Regions from separate parts of the Homo sapiens genome. Here region 2 is linked to region 1. A link is a contact called in ENCODE Hi-C data. All regions are on one chromosome and are shown on one strand. Each heading gives the region's core, a stretch centred on a gene start or an enhancer-like site at or near the end of the contact. The rest is flanking DNA. Distances are from core to core; before and after follow the strand shown. Region 1 holds the start of WFDC5 (WAP four-disulfide core domain 5). Region 2 overlaps LOC105372631 (a long non-coding RNA gene).

What was found. A loop is a pair of places that touch in the nucleus more often than their neighbours do. Pooled maps may share reads with other maps.
Region 2: a map of mammary epithelial cell shows a loop between it and region 1 (4-fold over the local background). The contact joins the enhancer-like site here to the promoter of WFDC5 in region 1. A Hi-C loop is called at or near these places in 1 of 168 maps with a recorded cell type or tissue (mammary epithelial cell) and 1 of 50 pooled maps.

Annotation. Positions count from the first base shown.
Region 1 is chr20:45,113,562-45,116,642 of GRCh38, reverse strand. It overlaps WFDC5 (WAP four-disulfide core domain 5), which reads left to right and starts at 1,469. Exons shown (of 4, transcript NM_145652.4): 1 at 1,469-1,644. The coding sequence starts at 1,560. RefSeq lists enhancers at 1,032-1,531, 1,532-2,033.
Region 2 is chr20:45,447,797-45,451,087 of GRCh38, reverse strand. It overlaps LOC105372631 (a long non-coding RNA gene), which reads right to left. Exons shown (of 4, transcript NR_159957.1): 3 at 3,272-3,291; 4 at 2,507-2,844. Among named protein-coding and RNA genes, the nearest start is that of WFDC2, 20 kb to the left of the region's middle. Within about 2 kb of position 1,462, at least 3 of the 41 ENCODE cell types and tissues checked have a DNase peak (open chromatin) inside an H3K27ac peak, as active enhancers do.

The sequences.
Region 1 (3,081 bases), core at 220-2,719:
GAGAAAGAAAGAAAGAAAGAAAGAAAGAAGGAGAAAGGAAAGAAAGAGAGGAAAGAAGGAAAGAAAGAAGAAAGAAATAAAAAAGGAAAGAAAGAAGAAAGAAAAAGAAAGAAGAAAGAAAGAAAAGAAAGAAAGAGAAAGGAAAGAAAGAGAGGAAAGAAGGAAAGAAAGAAGAAAGAAATGAAAAAAGGAAAGAAAGAAAAAGAAAAAGAAAGAAAGAAAAGAAAAAAGAAAGAAAGAGGGAGGGAGGGGTGGAGGGAGGGAGGGGTGGAGGGAGGGAGGAAGGAAGGGCTCATATATTTGTCCTCCAAAATAAAGCTTCCAAGGAGGTGCCAGCATTCCAAAAGCAACATCAGATCATAGAAGACAGAGCCTCTCCTATCTTAATAGCTTAGAAGACAGCACGAGAGATTCACATTAAACCCAAGGAAGAACTTCCTGCTGCCAGGGCTGTCCTGGATTGGAATGGGTAAGTGAGACAAGCCCTGTAATATCACCCTCCTTTCTCAGGATCAGATGAGGTATTGACCTGCTTTTAAAACCCAGGAACTGAATGAGGGTGATGGGGAGGCCACAGTGGGAAGTCCCAGCTTAGTCAGGAATTAGCTGCGTGTCCTTGGGCCAGTCCCCTCTCATCTCTATCTCACAGTTTCCTCGTCTTTCAAATGAGAAGGCTGAGAGAATGTACTTCGATGGAGTTTCTGTTTAGGATGTCCCTTAGGATGCCAAGTCTCAGCTCCCTCTCTTCTACCAAATGCAGGAGGCAACATCAGAGATACGAAATCTAAGGTGGGGGTCCCTGGATGAGATGACATTTTTTTGCTCAGGATCCCTTAGGGCCAGAGAAGAGGTTCCAGTGGCCACACATCTGCTGTGACCAGCAAACTTAGCCAAGCCAAAAGCCATGCTCCCCCACCCTCAACAGCCAAGCCAGCCCCAGGAAGAGGGCAGTTCTATCAGAAGCCACTGGTGATCTCACCAAAGGCGGGGTGGTCTTTCTCCCATCCACAGGACCCAAGAGGAGAGGCCAGGGCTGGCCTCACTCATTATGCCAGCCTGGGCCAGCCTTCTTTGGCTGCAAGCTCTGGCCTAACCCTAATGCCTTCTCCCTTCCTAGGCATCCAGAACTCTGCAAACCCCCACTCCTTTGCTATTCAAAGCTGACCTCTACCCGCTGCCTAGACATCGCTGGGGCTTCAACATCTTTGAGAGCCAGGATAGCAAGCATCTGCCTCAACAACCTTCACCCTGTGTACAGATGAAAAAACTGAAGCCCAGAGAGACAAGACTTGCCCAAGATCACAGCCCAAGTCACCGATACAGGCAAGACTGGATCTGAGTCCCCCACATGCAGGATGTGCCGCCACCCTATCTTCAGCTATTGTGACAGCATCCCTTGCACTGAGTCCTCGGGCCCTCAGGGGGTGGGGCCAAGATGAAGCAGGCACGGTGTCACTCCACACCCCCTCTCTTTCCTCTCCTGACTAAGTTTCTCTGGCTTCCCTGAGGCTGCAGGTGTTAATCTGGGGGGCCCTGGGCCCTGAGCCGGCAGCAGAAATATGAGGACCCAGAGCCTTCTCCTCCTGGGGGCCCTCCTGGCTGTGGGGAGTCAGCTGCCTGCTGTCTTTGGCAGGAAGAAGGGAGGTGAGTGCGGGAAATCCCTCTGCTGGGGGGACCAGATTGTCTCTACTTCTCTAGGGAGAGTAAGGGTTTGGGGGAAGGCAGGTAATGCCCTGTGGGGTGTGTGTGCGCGTGTGTGTGTGCGTGCGTGCGTGTGTGTATGTGTGGATGCCTGATTCTTAGTGCTTTCAGAAGCCTGTGTTTTTATGTGTGTACATTTGTGCCTGTCCACCTGCCTGTGTTGGTATCTGTAAGTGTCTTTTCTGCCAGTTTCTCGGTGCTTGTCTGTGCCTGTCTATATGTCAGGGGGTGGCAGGGCGGGGAATGCATGTGCCTGTGTCTGTGTAGACATGTGTCTTTGCGTCTGCTTGTCTGTGCAAAGCTCTGTCTGCACACGTACACTTAGGAATGGCTGCACGCATGTGTCTGAGCTTGGTGCCTGTCCATGTGTGTCTCTGTGCCTTCAGGTGTGGGGAGGGACCCTGTCTGTGCCTGCTGGGCTGTGGTGTGACTGGGTCAGTGGGTCCACCACCCCATCTGTGGAAGGGACTTGGGAATTGAGGAGAGGGTGTGGCTTCTGGGATCTGGGCTTTGTGGGGAGGAAGCTCTGTCTCTAACTCTCATCGCCCCCAACCTCCTGTCCCCATTCCCACCCCTGACAAGGCTGGGGCTGGCCTGCTGACAGGTGAGGGAGGGCTGCTGAGTGGCTAGACAGGTGACTCCTGATCTGGGTGAGGCCTCCACCTGCGTCCTTTTCTGGGGCTGGAACACTCCAACCTACATTCACCTGTGCAACCCTTGCCCTGCCTTAAAGAAAGGGGACAGTAATGGGGACAGGCTGAGGAAGGAAGTACACTGGTGAGCTCCAAGGCTGGACCCTGTGTTGGCTGTGATTCATGCACCATCATCACGTAACTCCTCGACAAGGTGCTGTGAGGACAGGACTATTTTCATCCCCATTTTGCAGATGAGGAAAATTGAGGCATAGCGGGGAACCACTTAACAAGGTCAAAGACTGACTCTGAGTTAGTGCCAAATGTGGCATTTGAATGCAAGTATTTGAAATCAGAAAGATTCACCTTACCAACTATTACAGCAAAAACCCAGGACTGTACAGGACAATGCACCCCCAACATAGGAAGGAGCTGAGAGACCAGAGAATGACTTAGACAAGGCCAGATTAGCAAGTGCATGAGTGCAAGTATTTGAAATCAGAAAGATTCACTTTACCAACTATTACAGCAAAAACCCAGGACTGTACAGGACAATGCACCCCCAACATAGGAAGGAGCTGAGAGAACAAAGAATGACTTAGACAAGGCCAGATTGGCAAGTGCATGAGTTTATTAGGACTTCCAGGCAGGACACTCCTGGAAGGCAACAGGACAGGTCTGGAGACTTACTCCTTGTAAAATGGGGTCCCATGCCTCTCTCTCAGGAGTAAATGGTGTCTCGAGGAAT
Region 2 (3,291 bases), core at 213-2,712, 330 kb before region 1:
ATTATACTATTCCCTACTGGAAAATGAGTGACCCGGATATCACTTACAAACACTAGTGATACATATGTGTGTGTATATATGCATATATATGTATATAATTATATACATGTGTATGTGCATGTATAATATATATTATATGCATATGTATATAATTATATACATATGTGCATATACACATGTGTATATGTAATTATATATTAATAGAAATAATATGTATAAATATATAAAATATGTATATTATATACACATAATATATGCTATATACATGTCTGTTTTATATATGTATATAATTATATACATATATACACACACATGAGAGTGAATGAATGAACAAGTGAATGAGGCTGCCTGGGTTGTCTATTATAATGATTATATATGTTAGCTGTGTGACATTGGGCAACATACTTCCCTTTCTTAGGTCTGAATTCCTCATCTGTGAAATGAGGAAGTTGGATCAGATTCCCTCCCAAATGCCATCCAGCACTAGTTTCTAAGTGATGTCCGGGTCACACATTTTCCAGTAGGGGGCAGTATCATTTAGTCAATAATAATCATAGTTAATGTTTAAGTTGCAGTCATTACATGGTCCAAGGGCTCAGCATGTGTTAATTCACTTAGCTACACAACAACCCCACACAGGGAGAAGACAGGTACAGAGCACACCTACAAGTTAAATCACTTGTTCAAAGCCACATACAGAGTGTGGCAGAAGATATGTGCCCTACCCTTACCCCGGACCTGACTCCTTCGGTGCCACCAGCTGATTTCCAAGTGCTAGTGTCTGCATCTCTTTGCCTGAGGGCTTCCTTGGAAGCCACACAAGGAGGGCCCAGGCCCAGATCAGCCGGAAACCCTCAGTCCATATGGAGACTGGTGCCTGAATATCTCCACTGGTGCATAAACACTTGCTCTCCTAGGGAAAGGGGGTGATAGCTGCTGCGAGGAATTGTCTGGCCCTGCTCCCAGCATTCCCAATGGGATTAAGCTCAGTCACAAACAGTGATGGGGGGCTTGATGCCTCACCCTTTCTCACCCCCACGCCCACCTTACCTAATAAGCTGCTTCTTAGATCCCCAAATTCCCAAATTCAGACAAACCCAGAATTAGGACTTTTATAGCCTGGCTGGAAAGTCTGGGCTCTAATTTACACAATCTTCCTCCCAAAGGACAAAGCCTTTGGGTCTGTCACATATGCCTGGGTTCTGCCATTTATCAGCTGTTATGGGTTGAACTGTGTCCTCCCAAAAAAGCTACTTGGAGTCGTAACCCCCAGGTCCCTCCAAATGTGACCTTATTTGGAGATGGGCTCTTTACAAAGGTAATCAAGTTAAGATGAGGTCATCAGTGTGGGCCCTAATCCAATACAACTGGTGTCCTTAAAAAGGGGACAGACGGGAGAACACTATGTGAAGACTGGATTTATGTGACCACAAGTCAAGGAGCTTCCAGAAGCCAGGAGAGAGGCCTGGAACAGATCCTTCCCCAGCTTCTTCAGAGCAAACGCAGCCCTGTGGACACCCTGATCTCACACTTCTGGCCTCCAGAATTTAAGAGGGTAAATTGCAGTTGTTTAAACCAGTCAGTCTGTAGTCCTTTGTTCTAGTTGCCCCAGGAAAACAATATGGCAGTTACGTGACATCACCGTGCCTCCATATCCCCCTCTGTAAACTGGGGACCATAATGCACCCTCCTTCACAGGATTCTTGGGAATTAAATGAAATAATGCGTGTAAAAGGCTAAGCATGGAGCCTGGTACATGGTCGGTGTCCACTAAATGGGTAGTTGTTATTGCTGTAACTGAAATAACAAACCACCACCACCACCCTACAACACACATACAGAGATACACACACACACACACAACTTCAGGGAAGGGGATTTCTTAGATAAGCAGACAATTGACCCTCATGCTCCTTCCCTTCTCCTTCAGAGAGACCAGGAGAACAACCTACCCCTCAATCTGACCTGGCCCAAAAGTAAAAAAAAAAAAAAAAAAAGAAAAGGCTTTAATGTTGAAACATCACTCAGGTTTTTGTGTAGCTTGGAGTGGCCATTAAGAGGTAGGTGTTGCAATGGGTTTTCTTCTTACAACTGGTAGGGCCCAGTCTGATGGCAGGAAAAGCGGTGATGCTGCTGTTCTGCAAAATATTGGGAAGATCACCCAATATTAAGGTTCTTAGTTGCAAACAACAGTATCCAATCCAGTTTGTTTAACTGGAAAATGAATGTTTTTAAATATTGTATAAGGCCAGAGAGACAAAGCCTGAAACTACACAGACAAGGAAAAATGTCCAACATCACAGGGAGCGAGGGGGATTCTTTCATGAAAACCCCCCCGCCACCACTACTTGGCAGAGCTGATGCTCAGAACTGGATGCCAGGAACTCCACCCCTGCCATCCCCAAGGAACCCAGTGGGGGGGTGGGGGGTGGAGGACGAAGGTGAGGATGCAGTGAGAATGAGGGCTACGGTGAGAGAGTCCTGGATTCAAACCCTCAGCCTGTCATCCGTGCTGGGCAGAGGAGATGTACTCATGCCCTCCTTTATTCATTCATTACGCAAATATTTACAGACTACCTCCTTTGTGCCAGGCACTGTCCTAAGTGCTGGGGGTAACGTGATGAAAAAACAAAGGAATGTGGTTTGTGTTCTCGTGGTGCTCAGTTGATCAAATCAATGCTGAAACAAGCCTGTGGGGAGAGGAAGGAGGCAGGGTTCTGCTGTGAAGGAGAAGGTTGAGGAGGAAGCAGAGAAGGTGCTGCACTATTTCAGAAAGCAGCCACAGGCCCTGTCTGGGGCATCCTCAGATGTCAGCATCTCAAGGCAGCACAGGTGACAGGCTCTCTGCAAAGAGAAAGGAATTTGTTAATTGTCGTTGCTGAAGCCCTTGACTTGGACACTGTGCAGCTGGCAGATCCTAGACCCTCCCAGAAATGAGCACCTCTGGTCCTCCCTGCAGTCAAGGCAACAGACAAGAAGGCAGTGAGTTTGCCAAGCCTGGAGGGGGGTGGCTCAGGAGCACTGCAGACTCACTCTGCAGGGTGGCTGCCTCAGTGTTCCCATCTGAAAAAGGGGAACAGGTAAGACGGCTCAGATTATTTCAGAGGTGCTTCTAGCAGTGACCTCCTGCCAAGCTGGCTTTTGGAAGATGTGTTAAGTCTGCGGTTTCACAGGACACGTCGCCACTTTCTCCTCGGAAGGCAGAGAGAGCCTCAGCATCAGAGGAGGGACACTGTGTAGGTGCGAGGGGTGTAGGACCTGTGAACTCTACCTCTTTGCCTCAGATCTTCC